Regions from separate parts of the Homo sapiens genome. Here region 2 is linked to region 1. The links are chromatin loops, found by intact Hi-C in ENCODE. Cell type or tissue: psoas muscle. All regions are shown on one strand.

What was found. Hi-C counts contacts between places; a loop is a spot of excess contacts. Peaks named below come from ENCODE experiments on the same cell type or tissue, not always from the same donor. Only the 100,000 strongest peaks of a DNase experiment are listed, where the experiment ranks them.
Region 2: it touches region 1 in a loop (4-fold over the local background); 5 of 110 quality-filtered maps call a loop at or near these places.

What each region holds. Positions count from the first base shown.
Region 1 is chr5:112,142,753-112,150,752 of GRCh38, reverse strand. It overlaps a transcript of EPB41L4A not described here. Among named protein-coding and RNA genes, the nearest start is that of EPB41L4A-AS1, 14 kb to the left of the region's middle. In psoas muscle, a CTCF peak has its summit at 3,636 (motif pointing right); a DNase peak (open chromatin) is centred at 4,282; H3K27ac peaks cover 1,569 bases.
Region 2 is chr5:111,732,778-111,740,777 of GRCh38, reverse strand. It overlaps NREP (neuronal regeneration related protein), which reads left to right. Exons shown (of 4, transcript NM_004772.4): 3 at 5,271-5,348. STARD4-AS1 (STARD4 antisense RNA 1) reads right to left here. Exons shown (of 7, transcript NR_040093.1): 6 at 5,932-8,000; 7 at 1,052-2,474. Among named protein-coding and RNA genes, the nearest start is that of NREP, 20 kb to the left of the region's middle. In psoas muscle, no CTCF peak of the experiment used is centred here; a DNase peak (open chromatin) is centred at 4,707; H3K4me3 peaks cover 716 bases; H3K27ac peaks cover 4,270 bases.

The DNA of each region.
Region 1 (8,000 bases):
ATGCCTTACATTTTATGGAAAAAGTCACAGGTCAGTCTAATGGTTGTTCCTTGCCAAATAATCTGTCTTTTCTTCTCTTTTTCTTGGATGATCTGAATTTTATTACAATATGAGTAGATGTGAGTTTCTTTTTATTTAACCTAGCTATGATTAACTGGGATTCCTGAATCAGAGACTTGGTGTTTGTCTTCTTCAGCTTTATCTTCCAACTCACTAATTCTCTTTTCAGCTGTTAATACTGAGTTTTTAATGTCAGTTATTATACATTATTTTTCTAGGAGTTCCCTTTGTTTTTTTTCAAAGATGTAGGTAATTTAGGATATCTTTTGCTTTTTTGTTATGCACCCTCTTTTATGTCTTGAAATAGATGAAACACACTATTCAATACTCTGATACTCTGATTGACAGGGTCTAACTCTGTTTTAGCTGACTGTCACTTGTTGCCCATTTTCTCGTGGGTTTGTCATTTTCTTTTTCAATGTGAACTGATGTTGTTTGGAAATTAATTTGTGATAACCATTTGAGTCTGTTCCTCTAGAAAGCCTTTATGTTTGTTTTTGCTGAGTACTTGGAGTATCACTGACTTGGGAGCACTCAGACTACACATAAGTGTAAATTCTTACCCCATCCTACATGAGGGAGGGCTGGTGTTAGTCATTTTCAAGGAAAACTTTCCTCCCTGTTTTATCATTTTTCATACTACATAGGCTAATCATCCCTACTGTTTCTCTTCTGTAGGGTGATCTCCCTCCTTTCCATTCACTTACTGAGGATGTTACCTTTCAGGGAACAGACGTTATGCGTGGGTCATAATCCTATCACATTTTGCACAGGCCTCATGTCTTATCTCCTAACTCCCAAGTGGCCCTATGAAGCCTAAGCAATAAGCCACTGGGGTGAGCAAATGTCCCAGGCAAATCCCAGCTCCAGAACTTGCTTTGGATTCCTGTTATTTTTTATTTGTGGCCTCTCAGGACGTCCCATATTTTTCAGCCAACTCAGACACGCATTTAGAACAATATTTTAAAATATTTTATCCAGTATTTTTATTTGTTCTGAATTATAGGATTTCTCTGCGTAGCTCTACTGCCATATTGCAGGCACAAAGCACCTTTTGAGGTTTTTTCAATTTGTTCCTTGAAAAACTATCCAGTTTAAGAACATTAGAAGGGCTTATCACTAATCCTGCTTTTTCAACTAACAAGCTATGTATAAACGTAACAATTCTTTCCAAAATAATTCATAATTTAGAGTGCTCACAAAGTCTCTCTTTTTCTTTTTGAAATGGAGTCTCGGTCTGTTGCCCAGGCTGGAGTGCAGTGGCGCGATCTCAGCTCACTGTAACCTCTGCCTCCCAGGTTCACGCGATTCTCCTGCCTCAGCCTCCCAAGTAGCTGGGAATACAGGCACGTGCCACCACGCCTGGCTAATATTTTTGTATTTTTAGTAGAGACAGTGTTTCATCATGTGGTCAGGCTCAAGTCCTGACCTCAAATGATCCTCCTGTCTCAGCATCCCAAAGTGCTGGGATTACAGGCATAAGCCACTGTGCCTGGCCAGAGTCTCTTTCTTAAAGTAACTTGATCTAATTCTTTGGGAACCTGACAAAATTATATTCAGTAGTTCGTTTAAAATAATAAGATGATGAGAATAGCCAGAACAATTCTTTTTCTATTGCTGCTGCACAAATTCACCCAGAACAATTTAGAAAAATAGTAGTGAAGGAGTATTAACTCCTTTTAAAATACTAGATATGAAATATTCTGAATTTTACAAGATAATTAAATTAGCATGGTAATTGCACAGGCATTCCCTGTCAATGAAATGGAAGATATAACTCAGAAACAGTTCTTAGTGTATGCTGGACCTTAGTCTTAAAGTAAATATCCCAAATCAGCAGAGGAGGGAGGACTTATCCAACACACATTGCTGGCAACAGTGATTTGCCATTTGGAAAAAACAAAAAAGAGATTTACTTGATATTAAAAAGCAAAATAATGTCTATGTAGTTTAAAAATTAAATGGAAAAAATCACGATAGAAAGGCTAAGTGAAAATATTTTATTGTAAAAAAAACTTACTAAACATAAAAATCAATGGCTGTTTCTCAGAGGTGGCAAGAAACTGGTTACAATGAATGATGAAGTAACAGAGACTTTTCTTCCCTTTTGAACCATGAGAAAGTGTTACCTTTCAAAACAAATATTACCTTTCAGAATAAAATGTATTTAAAAAATAAATAAAAAAATGGAATAAGAAAATAATTGGTAGTCTTGATTTGGGAAAATCTAAAACTGTTCTGTCACTAAAGTAATAATTAAAGAAAATTCCATGTATCAATTGGTAAAATTCTTATAATAAATGTAATTAAAAGAAATATAACCCTAATTTTAAAATATTCACATTTATCCATATGAACACTGGGAAATCATCAGAGCCAAAGTCAAAAAGAGACATTTCACAAAAGAGAAACATGAATTCTAAAACATATCAAAGAAACCTATGGAAACTACTTTTGTATAGTAATACTACTAAACTATATTATTATATTATATAGTAATACTATTATATTATTATATTATATAGTAATACTATTATATTATTATATTATATAGTAATACTATTATATTATTATATTATATAGTAATACTATTATATTATAGTAATACTATTTAACTCCCAATTTTCTGGTGTTTGCGTTTATTTTTTAATTTATTTTTGTTTTTTCACTCTGTCACCCAGGCTGGAGTGCAGTGGCACCATCTCAGCTCACTGCAGCCTCCACCTCCTGGGTTCATGCAATTCTCCTGCCTCAGCTTCCCAAGTAGCTGGGACTAAAGTCATGTGCCATTTTGCCCAGCTAATTTTTGTATTTTTAGTAGAGACAAGGTTTCACCACGTTGGCCAGGCTGGTCTCAAATGCTGTAATGCTGGCATTACAGGCGTGAGCCACCGCGCTAGGCCTGTTTTTATCAAAAGCCAGGTAGGCCTATATTTGGAAAGGCCTTGTCTTTTTCATTCATTTTTTTCTTATTTTGGGGGTGTAATTACCCTTAAATTTTTTTCTCTTATGGAATTTTCATTATGGATTTGCTAATCTTTTTTTTTTTTTTCTTGAGACAGAGTCTCGTTCTGTTGCCCAGGCTGGAGTGCAGTGGTGCAGTCTTGGCTTACTGCAGCCTTTGCCTCCCGGGTTCGTGATTCTACTGCCTCAGCCTCCCAAGTAGCTGAGACCACAGGCACATGCCACCACACCCGGCTAATTTTTGTACTTTTAGTAGAGAAGGGGTTTCACTATGTTGGCCAGGCTGGTCTCGAACTCCTGACCTCAGGTGATCCGCCTGCCTCGGCCTCCCAAAGTGCTGGGATTACAGGCGTGAGTCACCGCACCCGGCTCAGATTTGCTAATCTTTATGCTAAATGTGTTCACATAAAAATGATGTGATTAAATAAGGTGTGGTTTGTCTTAATTTGATAACACAGATTTTATGTAAAATCTCTTCTCCACCACCATTTTATAGATCGTACTTGAAGTGCTGACTTGTCAATGACAGAGATACTGAATAGACTGCTAAATGAATACTAATTCAAGACATTCCTGGGTCTGATGTTACTACATGTAGAAAACCACCAGGTGGCAGTACAAGCCAAGCACAAAACCCACACTAATTTAGAGCAGCACATTACACTTTACACATTACAGGATTACACTTTAATTGGAATAAATGAACAACTGAATAGTCATATTGGAGTAGAATCACCACATTTTCCAGGTGTTTTAAACCTGGTTTTTATATTTTTCATACTTGTTTTTCCAAGGTGAGGCTTTTCTTTAAATAAAAGTCTCGTCTAATTAATAGAAAAGACCTGTTAAGGTTACATCTTATGCATTCCAATTCAGACAAGTATGAAACATCTTTGAGTGGTAAGATTCCTGTACTGCAGACTCTATGTTCTAAGCTAACCAGGAGGATAAAGCTGGTGCTTCAGTCTGCAGCCAGCTTGCCAGTAGCAACGAGGGTTAAATTATTAATAGACCTTTCTTCTGTGGTTAGGCAGCTCGACTGGTCTTAATTTTTTTTTAAGTCAGGTATGATTTGGTTGCTGTGCTTAGTCACACATCTGGAAATAAATAGTTGCTAGACAAAAATAAATTTTTTATATTTTTATGACTAAATATATGTGGCATGTGTTTCATGTCCACACATTGCCAAGGATATTTTTAGAAAAATCTGTTTCCGTCAGTAACCTTGCTGTTAGCTTGATGGTGCAAGAGTCTTTGGGGAGCGCAAACAGCGTTGGAAGATCCTCTGCTCCTGTGGGACACAGAATTACTCAAACAGCACTAAACACAAAACCTGGGTTTCTAATGAGTGGGCTGTTCATGTATTAATGTTAGTATTTGGTTTTAGCCACTGAAAGAGAATTGCAGCTGTTCCATTAGAGATCTGAAGTCTGTCAAATGGGTGAGTTATATTTCTGAACTTGAAATTGAGAATATGAAACCTTCCCAGAAATCATGGTGAGCCCAAGAATGGCTGAAAGGCAGAAGTTTGAGGATCGCGATGCTTGACATTTCTAAAAAGGGGGAGTAGTAATTTCAATAAACTTTGGTCTACAATAGTGAATGTGGTCTCGATTCTGTAAGACCCTATCAGATGAATGGGTGAGTAGTCCCTAGAGGCAGTAGCACCTACTTCATGAGAAGCCAGATTGGGTTTGACACTTGTCACAGCAAACTTTTTTCTTTAACAGGGTGTCCAGACCTCCAGACCTAGAAAGGGCAGAGAACTTGGAAATCTGAGTTTGAACAAGGCACTTCAGAAGGTCTCTCATAATACACTTCTGGATGAAGTGATATTGGGGCTGGGATGTAAGTGTAATTATGTATATTGATAATTGTCTCAATAGCTATTTAATAGATTGATATCAAATGGAGGAATGTGTCTAGGGTTGTTCTTGGCCTTTTTCTTTAATTCTTTTTACAGTGATTTGGTTGAGGATGTTGTATGCACGTTTATCAAATTTGGGATGATGTGAAATTAAATAGAATAAATTAAATGGTCAAATCAAGATCCTAAGTCTTAGGCTGGTTAAACTTGGTAGTATAGCAAGAATTGTTTTAAAGAGACTACATGTAAAGGCCACTACATGTGTCCTAAAGTCAATAGCATGTATACAGGATAAGTAGCTGTGACAAATCTGAAGAAGACAGGAAATGTAGTTGGCAGTGAAGATAGTATAAATCAGTTGTGTACAATGGCTGTCAGCAGAGTTAACTTATTTTTATTTATTTATTTTGATTCATAAAAATACAAAATCTCCATCTCAAATAGCATTCATTTAGCAGTTTCTTCAGTATCTCTGTCATTGACAAGTCAGCACTTCAAGTAAGATCTCTAAAATGGTGGTGCAGAAGAGATTTTACATAAAATCTCCGTTATCAAATTAAGATGAACCACACTTTATATAACCTCACTCTGTTGCCCAGGCTGGAGTGCAGCAATGTGATCTTGGCTCACTGCAACCTCCACCTCCCAGGTTCAAGTGATTCTCCCACCTCAGCCTCCCAAGTAGCTGGGATTACAGGTTTGTGCCACCACGCCTGGCTAATTTTTGTATTTTTAGTAGGGACAGGGTTTCGCCATGTTGGCCAGGCTGGTCTCAAACTCCTGACCTCAAGTGATACGCCCACCTCGGCCTCCCAAAGTGCCGGGATTACAAGCATGAGTCACCACCACGCACAGCCAGAATTAACTTACTTTTTTTAAACAAAGTTAATGTTAACTTAGGTTTCATTGATTAAAAAGTGTGGCATGGCAAAGGAGTGAGGGGATCCCCTCCCTCTTCTCCTGCAGGCTGGACTACCCTCTTTTCAATTCTAGGTGCTATAACCTCAAGTGGGGCATGGGCACAAGATTACATATTCATACATGTGACATTTATGTCACACATTCAACTATAACAGCAGTAGCAACAATTGCAACACCCATGGCCCCAATGTCTATCACCTGGGATGTCATTGCTACTTTCACCCAATTTAGATATAAATGACCTCTAGGTTTTCTTCTATCTCTACAATCCTACGATCCAGCTCACAAAAGATATCATCTTTGAGGATTAGGTGTAAATTCAGCCATGGCCAGTAAAGCCTCTAAAATCTCTGTATCCAACCAAGACCAGGCGCGGTGGCTCATACTTGTAATCCCATCAGTTTAAGAAGTTGAGGCTGGCAGATTGCTTGGGCCCAGGAGTTCAAGACCAGCCTGGGCAACTTGGCAAAACTCATCTCTACAAAAAATTAGCTGAGTGTGGTGGCACACACCTGTAGTCCCAGCTACTTGGGAAACTGAGGTGGGAGGATCATCTAAGCCCTGGGAGGTCAAGGTTGCAGTGAGCCGTGATTGCACCACTGTACTCCAGTCTGGACAACAGGGTGAGACACTGTCTCAAAATAAATAAAATAAAATCTCAGTGTCTAGAACACCAAAAGCTCTATGAGAGTGCAATAAGAATATTTGTATGTTGGTAAAAGAATGGGAAGTTAAGTATAATAAAATGCTTTTCCTTAAAAGTACATATCTATTGGGTTGATTTCCCTCATATTCCCAGGGCTGCTCCATATCAGGGTGGTTAAAATAATTTTAAGGAATGATTATAGGGAGAAAAGTAGGCACAGAGCCCTGAATTCTGTTTCTGAAGGCAGTTTATTTTCTGCCTTAGTGGACTATAGGCTTCAAGTCCAAAGATCCAGTCCAGTGATAATAAGGGGTGAATTGGAGGGTGGCCATAGCATAATTTATTATTCCAGGCTTCTGGTAGTATTGTCTTTGGCAACTGAGCACATTTCCCCCTTCTTTTCTATGTCTTCAGTGCAGACTCTGCTTTCTCCCTGTTTATACAGGGTCAGCACATGAAGTGATGTGGACAGAGAGCCCCACCTCCTTGGCTGCTGTGGTTGGTTCAGGTATTAACACGTGACTCAAGCTGGGCCAATTGGAGCCCTTGTCTGGGACTTTTCTATATTGGAGTCAATAGGGAAAATTGCTGTTGCTTCTATGTTCCTGGCACTAGAAGAATAGCTGAGGATGGCTGACTTTATCTCTTGTAGAGAAAGCCTGTCTGCAATAGTAAGAATGAGGCCAACACAAAGAGAGACAGGGAAGATAGGGGAGAAATGGTGATATTGAGGTCTGGATCTCAGTCTGTCTGACATCAGTGCTAATGAACCACTCCTTTTAAAATTTAAGTTGATTTGTATTTGTCATTTATATCCTGACTAATACAGCCTTCAGAAAGAAATATTAGAAAAAGCACTGTCATGAACTATTACTTCATTAACATAAAAACAGATCATTTTGGTATGATGATAATAAAAGTAGCAACAATCCATTAAGAATCTACTATATGTTAGGCACTGCAGTAAGTGCATTACATATTTTTTTCATTTAATCTTCACAACAACCTATGTAGTACCTGTATCAGTTTGCTATAACTGTATGACTAACTGCCCTGAAACTGAGTGGCTTGAAACAATAATTTGTTTAACTCACAAGTCTTTGTCTTGGTTGGGTAACTGTGGTCTGGACCAGGCTCAGGTGATCATAAATGGGCTTGCTAACGAGTCTGCGGTAAGTTGGCAGATTTCTAGGACTTACTAGTCTAGGGTGGCCTCATTCATAGGTGTAGAGTTTGGTCACCTGGGCACACAAGAGTGGATATTGCCTCTCCAGCAGGCTAACCCTAGCTAGTTTCAAGCAGGTGCCAAATGAGTGAGTGGAGGCATGTGAATCCTCTCATGGCTCACTCTTGGCACTGGCACGCAACTACTTCTGAAGCATTTTCTTGGCCCAGTTTCAAGGAATGAGGAAATAGTCTCTATTCTTAATGAGAGGAACTGAAAAGTCAAGGAGAGTGGATATAGAAAGGCATGGAAACAATGGGAACACAACTATTCTATTATGAAAGGTATTATGTGCATACACTTCAAAAGTTAAGAAA
Region 2 (8,000 bases), 410 kb after region 1:
AGATTGATTCTGTATTTGGACCATGCCATTGAAAAATAAATAGCAAATTTTGAAATGAAAAGCTTAAAAAGTGTTTGAAAAATAATTTAAGCAATAATCTAGTTTGCATATTTTTTAGGACCTTGGGGGACTGGTCTCTGAATTTTCCCACATTTCATTTTTCTCATTTGGAGCACTAGTTGTCAGCTATTAATAATAGTTTATACTAAGCAATAATTACCGGTGAGCTAATTACTTTATAGACTTTAAAAATGCAGTTATTTTTCATGATGCACTGTCCAAAGAGTAAAACAAGCCTCAAAAGAAAGGAAAGAAGGAAGGGAGGGACAAAACCCTGAGTATTTTATTTCCAATTTGTATGCTGTGATAGAATATTGAAACTTACCCAACTATCAATACATTCAAGAGAATCAGTACGAAATAGCACATTTTCACTATAAGTAATATTTAAATATATAGTGGGTTTAAGTATATTAATTATACCCAAAAGCATAAAATTGGTATTTCCTAAGAATTGATCAAGGATATCTAAATACAAGTCATGATTAGTATATTTTAAACCAGTGTGGTTCTTTATGACGTTCTGTTGTTTTTCAACCTAATTGTCAGTGAGATAAATATAGCATCATAGAAAAAGATGCATTAACCAATATATTCAGTGACAAGTATAAACACTCAAACTTCCCCAGAATTCAAACAAAACTGTTGCATATTCTCCAAATTAAAGTAACAAAATTTTCCTTCCCTCTACTTTTTTTTTTTTAACTAGCATTTTTGTTTTCTCAATTGTTGAAGGTACGATTTGCTTTTCTGATTTTCTAATAGACTTCTGGAAGAATAGTATTCTAGAGGGTTTTGAGGATTTTATTTGGGCAAAAACAATTGTTTATTGTATACATGGAAAAAGCAGTTTTAAAAGAAGACATACTTTTTGTGAAGATTAATGCAAACTTTGGTTTGTTTAATGAAACAACAGTTTTGAGGTATTCCCATACCCAGAACGCTTAAATTTTCTAGATGCAAACCACCGAAACAACAATAGAGAATTCAATGAAGTGTCAAAAAGAAAGTTAATTTAATTGGCCTTCATGAAAAACACAAACTTGAATTCAGACAATGAATGAATGGAATGCAGTATCAGCCACGTGTCCATGTTTGGAGTGTCAGTTGATGAGCACCAAGAAGAATGGGCAGCTTTACAGTTCAGCAAGCACAGATGGACTCTAGATAGATGGATCAGCTTACCAGTTTTCTGACCCTCATATTATCAGCACTCAAAAGCTTCAGTGATAGGGTCATTGTCAGTTCCTAATATTCTGAACTAGTTAGAAAACTGAGGGCACAGAAACTCATGGGTTCATGTGGGTCTTGTTACTGCTGTGGCCCCTAGGAGCTGCAGGGAGACCTGGCTACAGGGCCACTTGCCTGCATGGAGCTTATTCTGCACTTATCCCTCACCCTTCTATCATCTTCCTTGGCTGATTCTGACAGCCATCAAATGCCCTCCCAGATGTGCTCACTGCCACCCCCATTTCCTTTGTTGACAGCACTACTGGATATTATGCTAAATGTTGGTTTTGTTTGTTGTTTAGTCTGTTGATAGATGTTCCAGCAGCTATTACATTTGACTTAACCTATATATTTCTTTTTTGTTGTTGCCCTTAAAAAGCACACTGTGTTTAGTTTGCGAGGGCTGCCATAACAAAGTGCCACAGACTGGGCAGCTTACACAACAGAAATTTATTTTCTAACAATCTGGACGCTGGAAGTCTGAGATCAAGATGTTGGCAGGGTTGGTTTCTTCTGAGGCCTCCCTTCTGGGCTTGTAGATGGCTGTCTTCTCCCTGTGTCTTCATATGGTCTTTCCTCTGTGTATCTGTGTCCTAATCTCTTCTTAGAAGGACATGGGTCACTTGAGATTAGGGCCCACCCTGATGATGTCCTTATTTTAACTTAATTGCCTCTGCAAAGATCCTGTTTCCAAATACAATCACATTCTGAGGTATTGGTGGTTAGGACTTCCCCATATGAATTTTGAGGTGATACAAGTCAGCCCATAACACATTTTTAAAAGTAAATTTTTGTGGATTGATCACCCCTGCTGTACCTGCCCCACCCCCAGACGTGAGCATCTAGAAGGCAGAAACTCTGTTTCTCTTGCAATTCCCACAACCTAACAGTGTCCAGCACTTTGCAGCTATTTCATGAACTCTTGCTGCATGAATGCAAAAAAGGTTGGTAAGAAACTTGAAGTTGAAAAGTGGCACTATTTCTGACTGCCAGAAGTAGCACCTGGCGAGTAGACTAGAACATGTTCCGATGAGAAGAAGAGGCAAAGAAAATACAGTACATTTAAACCGAGACAGCTTTTGACAGAAAGGCAAATGATTGTTGCTTGGGATCACCCATTCTCCACATCCAGCACTGGGAATGGAATGGAAGTTCAGGCCCTTGCGGAATACCAAAGGTCAGGTCTGAATCATTTGAGAGCAAAGGTAATTAATGATTGTCAATAGATCTTTTCTCTTAAGCTCTTCACTTTAGAGTCTCAAAATACTGCAGGTATAAGAAAGAACAATGCTGTAATGCAGATAGATCATATTTGTTTCCAGTAATTTACCACGGTTTCTTAAAACTAGCTGTGCTTAAAAAAATGAAAAGTTTAAATATCTCCTTTAGGTACTATGTCTAGGGATATGCTGAGTTCTTAGATACCAGCCAAGCAGGTTTTAAGAATGTAACTGAGACTCCTCTGTCCCTGCCATTTTTGGCTTAAGGTTCTGACTTTGAAGGAGATTGGAAAACTACCAGAAGGCCAAAGCAACGTTCATTTTTCTAAAAGTATACAATGATTACTTGATGATTCAAATACTAAAAAATGCCTAATGTGCTAAAAATGCCTAATAGTGAAAAAAAAAGCCTTGGTCAGTGTAACAAATATGAAGTAAGGGAGAAAGTTTCCTTAGTCATGTGTGTTTTGCTGTCAGATATTCATGTTCCCAAGTTCTTTGGCAAAAGTCATTGGCTTTTTTTTTGTTTTTGTTTTTGTTTTTTTTTTTTTTAGCAAATGGAGAGTTCTTAGAACAACAGATTGTTAGAATAGGTGTAATAATTTCTGAAAGGCAAGCTATTTTCCCCTACAAATTAGACTTTGGTGGTTTTAGTAATGATGCTTAGAAGTTAAATGTTAAAGCAGTGTCATTTCGTTAAAATGGAATATCCCAGAAAAGCACAAGAACGCAAGAATGACAATACTTACCTGACCTTGCTTTTCTTTGCTTCCTGTGCCTACAAAGTTTTTACATGTACTTTTATCAACGTTTTTGGTTTCCAACAGAACTTAATTTCTCACTAATATTTTAAGACTGTACTTGAAATATGATTTTTAAAGTGGTAATATAGAAATGTAATCACTTTATATCCATTTATATGAAGTGAATTTAACAGTAGATTCAAACTTGGGGTCCCCTAAAGTTGAGCCCAAACTGGGCTTTTGTGTGCTGTGACTTTGTTATAAGTCTGAAAAAAGCTTGTGTATTTGAGATTATTTTGTTTTCTTCACCCATTCCTGGATAAAGGAAATGTCAGAAGTGGCTGCTTGTCCCAAACAAGGCAGATGGTGGATTACTTTCTGAAGGAGCTGGGCACAGGAGAGGAATATGTGGAAAAGTAAGGTGGTTGGGGTGAGGGGAACCACATGGCTCAGAAAACAGACCCAGTCCAAAAAGAAAATAGTTCTAGCTCTTGCAGAATGAGCTCTCTTTAAGACCCAAACGTGGGTGGCGGCTGTGGACTGGTATAATTTTGAGGGAGTGGTGGTAGGCGATTTGCATTCTGGGATAATGCGAGGGCAGCAGGATAGTGGAAGGAACTGAAGTTTAGAATCTGGAAACCTAGTGTGAGTTTCAGTCCTACCCTACACTACCTGTGTGACTTGGGGCAAGTCGACCTTTTTGAGTTTCAATTTCTTCATTTGTTTAATGATAAGACCAATATTATTGGCTTATCATCAGGACAAATTAAGTAATGTATGCAAAATTGCTTTGTAAGCTAGGATGTGCTACAAATGTCACTGGTGTAGAGCAAAGATAGTTAGTTACTGTTCAATTATTCCGAAGAGTGAACACACTTAGCCATCTACATTTCCTACCCTAGATTCCCTGACAAAATGGATTGATCGGGGTATACCAAGCATTACAGTCAACTCAATGATTAGGTTACCTCAATTACGGCTTCCAAAACCAAAATGTAAACACACATCTAAGTCTGTTTGTTAATCTGTTAATGAGGTGTGACTCTTAATTGTTGTTTATTAAATGTGAGGCTTATTTATTGCAGAATTTGGAGAATCTGATCTGGAGGGAATCTTACCTAATTTCACTCTGCTTTCAATCAGAACTATATTAAATGTGAATTAGCCCTGACAGATGGTTGTTGGATTCTGTTTCTAAATTTTTTAAAGAAGATTTCACAGTTTTTCTCTAATTTCTTTTAGTAATTTGACAATTCTTATGCTGAGTTCTTCCTTAGAGCTGACCCAAATCTTAGTTGTAATTTTAAGGCCTTTCCCCTCTCCTGTCATTACTTGAAGATGGAGAACAGCTGGTCGGCAACCTTATGCTAATCATCCTTTGTATATTTAAAGAAGAGTTACTCAGTTCCACTCCCTCGCTCCACCCCCTCCCACCACCGAATTCATCAGCTAGTATTCTCTGAATCATTCATGGTGATGACACCTATCTCCCGCCCCTCCCTCAGACACTTGGCTGTTTCAGGCAGCTGGGCAGAATGTGTTGTCACTGGCCACATGGACTTGGAGAGAATCTGGGCTGCTGCTTTCTTTCCTCTTTTATTTTATTCATAATCTTTGGCCTTCTAATAAATGATCAGAATAACCCTTAACAGTGTTTGATGGAGTTTTGCAAGGATACTTATAGAATCCTTTGAAAGTTAGACCTCCCCGATGACTTAGTGCACTCAGCCAGACATACCATGAAGCTGCTACTTTGCCTGCTAAAAATAACATTGATTGATATCTCTGCTTTATTGGACTTAATCTTGGAAGACATCGAGCTGAAACTCTCCTGAGTGCAGTGCGTGTTCAGAAGCACACTAACAGTTTGAAAGAGTTAATGGTTTCCCCAGTGCTCTAAGTGGTAGTCGGGAATAAGTAACCATTGAGGAGAATTGAGCTCATTAAGGTTATCCCGTGTAGTTTCAGAGTGGATCCTGTTTTTAATCTGAATGTGTATGCTTTTGTGTCTCTATAGGTTTATTACCCAGAACTCTTTGTCTGGGTCAGTCAAGAACCATTTCCAAACAAGGACATGGAGGGAAGGCTTCCTAAGGTAAGATCCTTAGATGCCATATTGTTAACACTATTTTCAATATAGAAACAATTGTTTTAAAATATCAGAGCTTTTTCATTTGAATACCCATTATAGGCTGCTATAACAATCCATTAATCTGATACTATGATGACCTTGGAAATAATGTACTTTTAAAAAATATCCTAAAGTCCTATGACTTAAAGTTCACATTATCTTCCTTCATAAATGAAAAATTTTCATTTAAAACATGGAATCAGTTTATCAAAGTACAGTTTACAGGTTTTAAGTCTGTTCCATTTCTGGTTAGACAAACTCAAATACAATGATCAAACTAAAAGATTTCTTAAAAGTATGATGACTATTAATTGTCTGCTAATGAAGTCTGAAGGTCTGATAAGATTATCCATGAAGCAAAAGGGAGGAACAAAAAAACTGTTACATTTCTTTCTTCTAATTTTTGAGCCTAAAAACCATTTTTTATAAACGTGGTTTCATTGTTCTGACATCTTAGGTGTGGCAGTTCTCTGCCTCAAGAAAATTTGTAAAATTTATATTTTAGATTTTAGCATAATTTCTGAAACAAACAATAACAACTACTTACCAGTTTTTACTGTAGATACTGGACTTTGCCTCTTAGGGTGAATACTTGTTTGACTTCAAGCGGGGAGAGTATACTTTTTAACCAATGACTTGCTGATTTTGCAGTTAAGAAAGAAAAACAGAATCCACTGAAAATAAAATTTCTATTTGAAAGTTTCATAAGTGTAATTGACTAACGGTGAGTCCTCCCCCAGCTGTTACTGGTATTTCAATGTTTAAGAAATTATTTTATTTACACTAAATAGTATCAACAATTCCCTATCTTATACTGGCAGGCAGAAACTGAAGAGGTTGTATCAACTGGCAGTTTGCACTGAAAGAAAACAATCTTAAATCACTTTTAATCTTGCAGAGCATTTTTGAAGGTCAAGGTTGAAATCACTGGCAGGAAAGTAGGTGAACAAAATGGTTTGACCCTGCCTGAACTAGACTTGCACTGATTTGTAGAGCTGGAGTGGAAGAGAGCTAAAATAGTAGCGCTTTCCTTAAAAGACACCCACACCCCACCACCTCACCAGCAGCACACCAGCGGCACGAGCAGTATAACCACAGACATTCGTCACTGTGCCAGATCAGGGCATAATTCTCTTAAGGCAGCTGAGGCCTTCACATTAGTTCTTGCCTCATTCAGGCATCCAGAGGTCCTCTCTCTTTGATACTGGTGACATAAACCAGAGGGGCAAGACTAGGCATAGTTCCTTGATGAGTTCAGTGGTGCCTCACCGTACCCTTAGAAAGCCAGCCCTGCTGTGCTAGGTCTTGTCTCACACAAAGACATGCTCCCAGGGGTGGGCACCGTGGATCATGGTATTCAGGTCTTCTGCTATTTTAAGTTCTTTCTTCTCTAAATATGTGAATAATATTTTAAGCATAGTGTTATTTGTTCTTTTTCCAGAAGTTCCCTTCTGGAAAAGCATATCTTTGTATAATTGTAGGAAAAATAATCTTGACTTACTTGGTCCAAAGCACATTATTAACTGGGGATTAATTTCCTAGTAGTCATCTGTCGGGAGGGCTGATCCACCCCGAGGCACATTAACTGGCGTGACTTTCAGGACGGCGGGGCTGTGGGAGCCACTGGACACATCTGCCCCCCAACCCCTAGCCTCTTGAATTACTCAAGTCCCTCAGCTCTGTTGGCACAAATACGTGCTGGATGATAGAAGAACCGTTTTTCCCATGGATGAACTTTTTTTGGCTTGAATTCTTACAAGGCCTGACTTCTGGATCTGGAGAAAGAAGACTTCTTTGTGTCCCATCTTCAAAATGCCTCCTCCACTTGTTGCAGAAGCCTAAAATTCCTTTAGTTGGGGCAGAAAGCCTATTATTATTTAAAAAAAAAAAAAATAGTGGGAGGGTGTGTGGATTGAAATCAGTCAGGGGAAGAGGATTGAAATCTAGTAAATGCAGGACTCCATAGGGAGAACGCACAGAACTCTGTCTCCTCAGGAGCACCTCTCTCCACGGGCATGGTGGGCTCCAGGCCCTCAGGGTGCTTCAGTAGCACACCTCCCTGTGGGCCCTACTACCATTGCCTCATGAGGGTCCAGTCTGTATGCTTGTCTTCCACACAGCAAGTTAATGAAGGGTGAGATGGGCAGGGACTGTTACTGTTTCTGTTTCAATCTCTCTCTAAGCTTGAAATCGAATAGAGTACTCCAGCCATAGTAGGCACTCAGAAAATGAATAATTAATGAAGAAATGTATATTATCTGGGACCTTGAAACAGAAAAAATGGTAAAAATGGTAAATTCAAATCTGAAATAATCGTCACTTTCTTTTTTTCTGGAAGTGCCTCTTCCCAAATCCCTAGCTCTTCCTTTTGTTTTGTTGTGTATGTTTCATGGAGGTAGAAGATTAGTACTGAGACTGAGATTTAAATAGAGAGATACACTAACGTTCTGTATATTCACTTTTGAACAGAGTAAGTCTGAACTGGAGCAGTTTTAAGGCAAGCTGTGTAAAGACTATAATTGTTGAGTTAACATTTATCAACTTTTGGTTTTCCTTCTTTTCTTGCCTGTGACAATTAACAGCCATTGAACTCTTCATTTGTCCAAAACCTAAGTT